Regions from separate parts of the Homo sapiens genome. Here region 2 is linked to region 1. Evidence: chromatin loops called from intact Hi-C (ENCODE). Cell type or tissue: heart right ventricle. All regions are shown on one strand. Each heading gives the region's core, and the rest is flanking DNA. Links, peaks and the distances in the headings are about the cores only.

Region 1 (5,380 bases), core at 142-5,141:
TTAGAACCTGATAAAAACAGAAGTTAACTGCCAAGAGTACTGTTCATTTCCATACTTGGAAAAAATACAAGTTAACATTCTTATTTTGAACATATTTAGGTTGGTTTTGACAATATTTGAATGATCAGAAGCTACAAAGATATTCTCTCCCAGTCAGCTGATGTGTGTAGGGCCTTTGGTGAAAAAGTGAGTCTAAATAGTCTGTCTGAAGTCCCTGGCTACTCCAGAGCAGAGGGTCTCCATCCTCTGTGGCCCGAAGATTATTCCAAGCTTGTCCAACCCATGGCCAGCAGGCCTCTTGCGTGTTGAATGCGGACCAACACAAAGGTTTTTTGTTTTTGTTTTTGTTTGTTTGTTTTTTGTTTTTTGCTATTTTTCTTGTTTCAGCTCATCATGTATCATTAGTGTTGAGTGTATTTTATGTGTGGCCCAAGACAGTTCTCCTTCTTCCAGTGTGTCCCAGGGAAGCCAAAAGATTGGACACGTCTTATTTAGACCATTCTTAGATGCAAAATTAAGGAATTTTGACAGCATCTATTTAAAATAAATTGATTATACTTCATGCTAACACCCCTCTATTTTCTTTTTCTTTGATGATAGTTAACTTGTATTGAGAGCTTCCTCTGTGTGCTGCTCATATTAACTCACATAATCCTCAGAACAACCCAGGGCTAGGTGTGATCACTAGAAGCCGCAGCATAGGTGTCGCTCAGCTAATGAATGGTAGAACTGGAGTTGGACACTAGCTGTCTGATGCTTGGGCCTGTTCTCTTACCATGTTATGGCTCTCCCTTTTCCTTTTCTTCTTCATTTGAAGTTGGAACTCTCTTTAGCAGTTCCCAGAAGTAGAAATAAAGGTCATCTCACTCTAAAATATTGGATGTTTTGTTGACATCTATCTTAAAGTTAAAAAATAATTTCTCAGTAAATCTGAGTGAGTATATCTCCTGTCTTTCACATGGCCTGCTTTCTAATAATTGCATTCCTTAGGTTTTAGTGTCCATTTAGGGATCGGAAAGTAAAAGTGATGCATATAAAGGCAAAAGAAGTACTAGGCATATAACTGAAATACCATGGCTCTGTCTCCAGGGTTTACTTGTAACTCACACTCCTACCCTCTTGTTAGGTGGAGGGAATTTGTTTTTTGCGTTTTGTTTTTTGTTTTTTGTTTTTTTGGTGGGTAGGAAAAGGTAAAAAACTATACCTGTAAGAGGTAGAGTATTCTACCAAGGAGGAAGATGTTCATTCAGAACTAATTCCATCAGAAATCCTAATTAGAAATATTAGCTACCAGTAACAGATAAAAGGAGGTAACCTTTGTTCTCATTCTGGTCAATTTCAGGAAGAGATTATCTTGCCAGATTAGCATGTTGCAACTCTCAGCTGGAGATTTGAATGGTTTTAAAGGACTCAGGCAGTTGGTATGGCAGTAACCCCCAATTACCTCAGGTTTGCAGGGTCACTGTTTAGAATGCTGACTCAGCTCTGCCTGGGCCAGACACCGAAGTTGTCATCTTTAGTCAAGAAGCATCATTCTCAGGAGCCACTTGAAACATTAAGCACACATTTGAAGCTCAATTTGGGAAATGATCAAGTGTATGAATGTATAGTACTGTGCTTATTTTTCAGCATTTAGTTCAAATTTTGGAGAAAGCTAAATGGGAGATGCTTAGTGTGTCAGTGTTGGAGGTTTTAAGTGATTTAAAAAATCAAGCAGATGAGTGCATAAAGATTTCTATGCAAACAATGTTGAGCTTAAATTAAAGCTGCTGATTTAGTGTGAGAATTACTTGCATTGATTTGTAGAATATCTATGTGGGTTCAAGATTCCATATTATGCAAATGAATAAGCCCTGAAGAGTCAAACTGAAAAAAAAATGAAATTAACTGTGAAAGATATTATTACCCATTCAGCAAGAGGAAAATGTAGACAGAGTTAACCCTTCCTTTTCATACATTTTCTTGGGAAGATAAGTGCCAGGGATGATGGTCCGTGTCCCAGATGTAAAGAAGCTAGGCACGGTTTGCAGCCAGTTCCCCCATCCTCCTTCTGTGCTCACTTTTTTGTTTCATGCTCTCTTACCTTTTGGCCACCCAGTCCCCTCAACTAGTCCTTGTCCTTCCCTTCCAAAACCAATCTCAGAGAAAGATTTTATGAACACAGTTTTACTAATATATAAGTAACTGAGCATACTTAATGTGTTACTTTTCTGAAGCATCAGCATGTTAATAGGAGACAAAGCCAAAGAAGTAAAACCCTAAAGATAAAAACAATAGAATTTCGCACACTGGTAACCTGGTGATAGGAGACCATTTCTGAATGGAGAGAGGGCTCGTGATAAATAAACACAACCCTAGGCAGAGAATATAGGCAAATGGATTACAGTATTTAAATCAAAGTAGTATTAAAATACAAAGAGAAGATTATTTTTAATAATACATTTGTCAGTGAGCATTTCCCGCCTTTTGCCGTACATTGGAGTTGATCACATAAACCTCTATAGCAAGATGGTATGTTATTTAACATTTAAACAAAGCTTCCAGGGAAAGCCATTTGGTTTGTGGTTAGGGATTTTTGTTATTCAGTAGCAATGAACCTGAAATTCTATATTATCTTTGCATGTTGAATTTTAGAAGAAAAAAAAAGCAGCGGATCCAACTTCACTTACCTCCCCACCCCAGTTGCATTGATACAAATTGAATTGATAAATTTATTTCAAAATTGGTGTGTCCCAATTTGACATACCACAAGCATAGTGGTGTCAGCATGGTGGTGACATCTGGACATTAGGAGAGTTGGTTGATTAATTAAACTATACTTATTTTAGATAGAGTTGTTGGCAGGTAAATACCTGGCTGTAGAGTCAACGCCCTTCAGTCCCACCTCTCCCCCACCATACCCTTCTCCAGCAACCATGCTATGTTGAGTTGATGGCTCCATCTAGTGCCAGTCTGTGGAACTGTCTTGCAGGACTTCACTGTCACCTCCAGAGCTGGGTATGATGAAGAGTCCTCTTTCTCTGGGAACACACTGTCTAGCGGGGAACTGCCCTCTAGTTCCTACCTCTCCTTTGTTTTTGCAGTTTAGTTATACCTCCGTGTCTTTCTTTGTTCCAGACTTAATTTGTTTCCCTCTCTCTAGTACCCCCTCTTTGTACTTGTTTCTCCTCCTTTTTTGTTTTCCAAGTCTCAATTTTTTTTTTGGAGAACAAAACAGTACTTAAAACCGGTAAGTATAAAGATTTTTTTTCTAACAATACTTTATGCCAAAGTAAGAGAATTCTATGCATTTTAAATGAAACTATCAATTGAAACCATGTTAGAGAACCAGAATGACCCTAAAGTTGAAGTCTGAAAGTGTCACTTGGAAGACTGTGTCCCTTCATCCTCCTGTAGTTAGACATTTCCTCAAACACAGTTAATCAAGAGTATTTTCTTTTAAATGGTTTTGGAACTATCATTGTAGTATCATTTTCTTTTTAGATTATAAATTTAACCTCTCATATTTTAAGTTCAAGACATTTTCACGGACTATCAAGGAATCCTAGCTCATTGGCCTGGCCCTATTTCTGTGGGAAAATGTATTCTCAGTTCCAGACAACCAGTGTTCCTGCAGATTTTTAGGTCCCGTATAAAACGAGAGAACATAGATGAATGAGAGGCATTGTCAGACAAAGCCTGGCACATGAGATCTCAATTAGCATACAGGTTTTAAATTTCCCACATTAAACAGTACATTTTAAATTTCCACTTATGTTAAGCGTGTTGATATTGTGGGTTTGAAAGTAAGTCCCCTCTGAAAAACAGGAACTGTGCTTGTCTGTTACCAGTTCTTGTGGTCGATATGGTAACTATTTTGATTTTTCAGAAGGGAGGAAAAGCAGTTAAATCTAGTTAAAATTAAAACCAGTTAAAATTAACTGGCTCGTGAGATTTCAGTGCAGCTGTTCCACACATAGCAACACTAAGAGTGAGTTGTTTATTACCATGATTAATTATTATTAGTTGTTACTTCTTTTTGAGCAGTGGCATAGATTATTTATATTTTTGGTCTAACCTTGGAAAATAGAAACTGCAAGCGTAGAGAGGTTCCCGTTTGCTAATTTGCATGTACCCTGTTTTTGTTTTTGCCAGGTAGGTGTGTGCATCTCAAGTACACGAGAGTAATTTAGCATGTCAGCACTTTCCTACCAGCAGTGCTTGCTGACTCATGCAGCTGTTGTAGCACTCAGCTGGCCGCACTGTAAACTGCCCATAGTACCAGCACCGCCCTTGGAGAGCTCCGGGCTGCTGGGCTGGTTAGCTACTGGGAGGCTATTTTCAGATCTGTGGTCACTGCTGAGCTGGGTCCTCTTCTCCTGCCAGCAGCCAGACACAGCCTTCTGGTTGCAGGGGAGAAAATTGGACAAATTTCTACCTTTGTAGGGACTGCATAAAGATTCATAGCATTTCTGGATATGCCTCAGGAAAACTTTTTTTTTGCTTCACTTTATTTTTCTGGGAATATTTAAGGGGAGAGGCAAAAGGGGCTGATAATAAATGAAAAGGGAATGTGCTGTTATTTCCTACTAAGATCAGAAAGAGTTTTCATAAACCTTTAACTTAGTTAGGCTTTCTTGGCGTAACTGAAACCTGACCCACTTCTCCCTCAGTGCAAAGCAGTGTGTCCTGAGTAGGGAAGCAGGGGCGAGGGTGCAAGTGACTAGCCTGACATTGTTTTATGTGGCTGAAGTCCCTAAGTGATGACAGCTTTTGTTTATATCCGTTCCCTGTTATTGAGGTTAAAAAACAAAACAAAAAACTTGACCTCAGGTCATTTTAAAGCTAGCATGTATTTTCAGAGATGGTTTCACTGTTTGTTTTCAGAGTTCAGTTTTGCTTATTTTCATCGGAAAGTGTGAAATGTTGCTTTTCTGAGGCTTCTAAATAAACTTCCTTTTGTAGATACAAGTTGATCCAATCATCATAAACTGTCTTGAAAAAGGATGATTAAAGTAAGATCAGCTGGGGAAGGGAAAGCTTTGCACACCCTTGAGGAGTTTGCCTTCTTTTTCTTAAGTTTCAATAAGCATTCTGAAGCAGCTTTGACCAGTAATAAAGAAAAGCCACAGTGACTGTGTGTAACATGATGTTGATGGAAGTTCTTGGTTTCCGCCGATACGAATGACTCATCAGTATCAATAGAATTGTGACTTCTAATAATAACACAGTGCAAGACCTTCAAAACATGTGGTTTTAGCCCTTGCTCTTAGTGAAAGGTTGGAAAATGTTAGTTTGAGCTTTTTTTTTTTAATCTCTTGATTTTGCCCAAGTATAAAGTTGTTTTTTGTAGGAATGATGATCCCCCTGTTGTTTTCTCATCTTACTGTTTTTAGTTTCA
Region 2 (5,380 bases), core at 329-5,328, 57 kb after region 1:
ACAGGCAGACGGAAGCAGACAAGATCCATCCAAGGCAGGCTGAAGACTTATACCCAGAGAAGGCTTTGGTGTACATCTGCCAAAGTGATATTCTCATGTAGAAGAAAGGATTGGGTGATAGTCCAATAAATACTTTACCACAGGGAACTTATGTGTCTTCTGGGGTCTGGCCAAAGTCATGAGTGCAAGCTCCCAAATAAAAAAAAGGTGGCTTCTCACCTCCTCATGATCCCAGCTTCCTAGCATAGCACTCTTCTCTATTTTAGCTTATCAATTCCAAATGTGATTGAAACAAGTATGAGAAATTGATGTTGCTTCAGCTTCTCTGTGAACTGAAACAAATTCTTGTTGAAACATGATATCTCCTGCCTCATGGATCAAAGAGGGATGGTCTGGAAGAGAAGCCCCCATAAATATTTGAGGCTTAATGAAGGCTATCTGTTGAATAATACACCTGTATTATTGTAAAAAGTTTTAATTTGGCCTCAGAGATACTCCCCACTAAAGCAGACAACAAAAAAGTGAGAAAATGAGGCTAGGAATTAATAAAAGATGTCAAGAAAGACCATTTAAGGACTTCTTAGAGACAGGCCATAAATGTGGTTTTGAACTTTTTGGCAGCTATTATGAAGACGGAAAGAGAAGTGTCATGGGAATCAATTTTCAAAACTTAAAAGTTCTCTTAAAATTCTAGCAGAAAAATAGTTTGCAGCTCTACACAGGTATTGGCTAGCATTAGTTTAAAGTGGTTGACATGCAGCCCTACTGCACACCTCTTTATATTCCCTTTGTGTTTAGGATTAGAAAAACTCACATAGTATGATCTATCATATGTCTACTTCTGGATTATTTCAAGATTGATAATCTGGTTTGTGTATTATCTTGGTCTTCATTTCTCTTTCCTTCTGGGCCTGTTGTTCATCTACTGGACATTTCTTTTCTTATTAACATTTCTGCTAAATTTTAAACAGAGAAAAGAAAAATAAATACACAATTCCAGCTATTTGCAGAGGTGATTTCAATGCTTTGTCAGCTAAAGGGAATTTCAAGAGAGATCTTTCTACATCAGTCTACTCATAATAGAACTCCTGGCTATCTTGGGTTGAGCCTGCCTGCAGGTGTGCTTAACCTGGGCCACAGATTAAGGCAGGTAAGGGAGAAACACCTGCAGAGGTAGGTTTTGACCCCATTATACCTAAGATGAAGGTCACTCCTTGTGAATTGATATAGAATGTGAAAAGGGTAGAAACTGCTGATTAAAACAAAGTGTTTTGATTATCTGGATTTCAGTAATAAGTGTTTTCCTCTCTTCCAGTTATAAAGAGTTGAAAACCTTGCAAGGCACTCTTGTATAATTGTGTCCTTAAAAGGTTTAGATAACGGTTGGGCTTCTCTCTCTCTCTCTCTCTCTCTCTCTCTGTCTCTCTCTCTCAGACCAAATATATCATGTCTATTGAAAGTCTGAAGATCAGTACATTTCCTCCTGTTTGGAAAATAATAATGCCTAGGTTTCACTAGAATTCTTTTTATCTCCAAGGCTCTCTTAAATATTGACTAATTAAATAAAAACTAAGGAAGTCTAGCTAAATAGCCTCACTTTGAGGACCAGCCCAGTGGACTTAGAATACACAGTGATTTGCTGTATCTCTGAAACAAGCAACTAGAAATCTTTTATTATTGGCTATAATAGCAAGTGGCATCTCTTATTATGTTTGGCAGCTGACATTTCAAATTGCATTTTGGTTGGTTGTTATACATGAAATAGTAGGATATGAGTAGACTAAAAATGAGAATTTGCAGCCCAGGGATGACATGAAATATCTAACATCTAGGGGTTGCCATGACAACTCATCAGAAAGTTGCTTTGTAATCTTTTGGATTAGGCTCTGGCCCAGGGTCACTGGATTGGAGTTGGAGAACGCTTTGGTAACAGGATGTGAATGTTGTACCTTTACTCAATGGCATTTGAATTTGCAGTTTGGTCATGTTGCTAAGGTCAAGTAGAAATGACATTGAGGGAATTTTTAAATTCCCGCAGAACCTAGACAAGGTCACATTTGTCAGCAAAAATACTCAGATGGAATAGTCTGAGACTTAGCAACTGAAAGACAGGATTTCCTGTCCTTGATAGATAAAAAGTATGCACATATCCATTTATATATGCCTATCTCTAAACAGTTGTATGTAATGAAAATTTGGGAAATTAAACCCTTTTCATAATTGTCTTCTGTTATAAAATTGGAACTGAACACCCCTAAGAAAACAGTTTGGCCACAAACAAACCACAGCTGCTTTCTAGTGCTCTGTGTCCTCCCTTTCAGCTGGAAATGGCCTGCAGGGTGTGGAATTTGGACCAGGGAAGGGAATTCGGCAGAGAGAGGAAGGAAGCAATTGGGAAACAGGGTACCACATTCCTCATCCCCCACATTGGCCTTGACCACAAGGACAGCATCTTCCACATGATAATGCACCTCTCAGGCATGCTTCTCACCAGGGATGATCAATGGAAGCAACCTGGAAACTAAAGAGCTCTGTTCCTAAGTCTGATCCCAGTTCTGCCACTCACACTGTGATCTTGAGCAAAACACATTTCAACTCTGGGTTCCCCTAGGAAATGAGGGGGCTGAGTTTCCTCTGGCTGTCAAGTTCTGCTATTTATCATCATGTGGGGGCAGAGCCAGGTCTCCACATCGCTTTTCTTTGCCATTAAGCCCACATTCCCATCATAACTTTGCAGTAGAAGTACCGTTCATTGTTAGTGGGACCTCTTAATAATTAAAAGAAAGAGAAAAAATGATTTATTCTTATCCCCATACCTTTTAAAGTTGTGGTTTTCTGAAGCAAAGGCTGCCATGCAGTGAGGAAAGGATGAAATTCCAGACAGAAGACAGTCAGTTGCAATAAGTTGTCCTACGACCAGTACTGTCAGCATCAGCTCAGCTTATATTTACTGAGTATTTTCTATATGGAGACAGTGCTAAGCCCTTTATATGCATCAAACTGTTTAATCCTTAGGACATATTCACATGTACACATGTATAGGTATGATGCATGTGATTAAAATTGAACATTTGCTATGTACCAGGTGTTATGCCAAATCCGTACAATAATCCACTGAGATCAATAAATGGATTCAGTCAGTCAAGCCTCACAACAAAGGAGGTGTTATCAGTTATCTCCGTTTTTACAAATAAGGAAACTGAGCCATAGCTAGTAACTAGTGGAGCAGGGATTTGAACCCACGTAGTATGGCCTCAGCATCCTTTCTCAAAACCTCTCTGCCTGTGGTTCTCCTCACTCATATGACATAACCACACCTGGGGAACTTTAGAAATATAAGGATCTTGGGGCCCCATTCTGGATCAGTCAGAATGTCGGGGATTGCGTCCCAGACCCAGGTTTGCTAATATGCAGCCAGGGCTGGGAACCACTGCCTCAGATGGAATACCAGGGTTATGTTGTTGGAGAGTTGCCTGTAGCTCTACAGCCAGCAGATGACTGACCTAGGACTTGCATCCAGGCTGTAGGCTCTCAAGCCAAATATCTCGACGGCACAATGGGCAACAATTCAGTTGTTATCTGGGCTCATATCTACCACCATGCCTAGTTTCTCTCTCCTAGTCTAAATCGCAAAGCCGCAAGTTCATTTAGGGCTGTTTAAAGACTGTATGCTACACCAATTATGAGAATCAGAGCACAAACTTCTTGTTGCAGCCAAAGCAGTGATTTCCTACTTAAAAGTTTCAGAGGTAACCTTTGCTTTTACCTGTCACCAACTTAAATGTAAGTTATCGTGCTTTTTCCTCATTGAGCAAAATCTTGTACTGACAGAGTCTAGGACAGTGGTTCTAAAACTCTGATGCACATTAGAATCTCCTGGGGATCTTTAAGAGCTACAGATGGCCTGGCTTCCACCCCAGACATTTTTTTTTTCTTTTTTTTTTTGAGACAAAGTCTCGCTGTGTAGCCCAGGTTGGAGTGCAGTGGCATGATCTCTGCTCGCCGCAACCTCCGCCTCCCAAGTTCAAGCAATTCTCTGGCCTCAGCCTCCAGAGTAGCTGGGATTACAGGCGCTGGCCACTGCACCCGGCTAATTTTTTGTATTTTTAGTATAGACGGGGTTTCACCATGTTGGCCAGGCTGGTCTTGAACTCCCGACCTCAGGTCATCCGCCTGCCTCGGCCTCCCAAAGTGCTAGGATTACAGGCGTGAGCCACCGCCCAGCCTCTGATTTTATTAGTATGGGATGTGACCTCGGCAATGGGAGTTTGTAAAGCTCTCCAGGTGATTCTGATGTGTAGCAGAGTTTGAACAGTGGTTTAAGAACTTGGTCTGTGAGTTCACAGATGTGTTGACTTGAGAAGACTGTGGAATCACCTCATGGATAGAACTCACTTTTTAACTCTCTGACAGTGTCTCTTGCGTTTCAGCTGGCAGGATTAATTTGAGTTTAATTCCACCCATTTCACTACCTGACTTGGAATTGTACCTCACTGTCAAATGATGGTTTCTCCCCAAAGGTTGTTCTTATACTTAGGCTCATGCAGTGATATTGGCGACATGTCTGTAAGATCCCTTTGTAAAGTTCTCAGCCTCATTTGACTCTCTTATTTCCACTATAGAATATTTCTTTTTATGTTGTTTTACCTTTTAAAACTGTTTTTTCTTGAGACAGTGTCTTGCTGTCACCCAGGCTGGAGTGCAGTGGTGCCATCTCGGCTCACTGCCCCCTCCACCTCCTGGGTTCAAGCAATTCTCCTGCCTCAGCCTCCAGAATAGCTTGGTGTGCCACCAAGCCTGGCTAATTTTTGTAATTTTAGTAGAGACAAAGTTTCTTTTCACTGTGCTGCCCAGGCTGGTCTTGAACTCCTGGTCTCAAGCAATCCGCCTGCCTTGACCTCCCAAAAAGTGCTGGGATTACAGGCGTGAGCCACCACGCCCAACCTAAAAACATTTTTATGATTTTAATACATGTTGCTTTTTTTCTTCCAGGAGCAAAATAAACACCTCTTCCACATAATGCATTATAGTAATAATCCACCTATGGTTCTTTTCCCAAAATGGCTGACCATCAGCCTCACTATTGGGAGACAGCAGCTGATGTGCCTGTAGTGTTTAACGGCTGATAGCGTCTTACAGATAGATAGTGATATGGTGGAAAGTTGGAGATTATGTAAAGAAGAATTGACTCAGACTTTATCCTCAGAGATTTTAGTAAAGTCAGATTAATGTAATCAACTGGAAAATATAGATGGATTATAAAAGTATATTAAAGCAGAAGTGTAAATTTGTTGGCAAGTTTGCAAATGTACTGGATTAATCTAGAAATCATTTTTGCAGTAAGTCTTAAATAGATTTTTAAACAGAGATGTTATTTTGT

What was found. A loop is a pair of places that touch in the nucleus more often than their neighbours do. Peaks named below come from ENCODE experiments on the same cell type or tissue, not always from the same donor. Only the 100,000 strongest peaks of a DNase experiment are listed, where the experiment ranks them.
Region 2: it touches region 1 in a loop (2.1-fold over the local background); 27 of 110 quality-filtered maps call a loop at or near these places.

What each region holds. Positions count from the first base shown.
Region 1 is chr6:90,284,646-90,290,025 of GRCh38, reverse strand. The region is part of intron 1 of BACH2 (BACH transcriptional regulator 2); the gene reads left to right. Among named protein-coding and RNA genes, the nearest start is that of BACH2, 9.5 kb to the left of the region's middle. RefSeq lists an enhancer at 3,980-4,480. In heart right ventricle, for the core only: a CTCF peak has its summit at 2,943 (motif pointing left); a DNase peak (open chromatin) is centred at 4,275; H3K4me3 peaks cover 1,250 bases; H3K27ac peaks cover 1,381 bases.
Region 2 is chr6:90,228,025-90,233,404 of GRCh38, reverse strand. The region is part of intron 3 of BACH2 (BACH transcriptional regulator 2); the gene reads left to right. Among named protein-coding and RNA genes, the nearest start is that of BACH2, 66 kb to the left of the region's middle. RefSeq lists a cis regulatory region at 1,835 and an enhancer at 1,763-1,907. In heart right ventricle, for the core only: no CTCF peak of the experiment used is centred there; DNase peaks (open chromatin) are centred at 2,395 and 3,451; H3K27ac peaks cover 3,566 bases.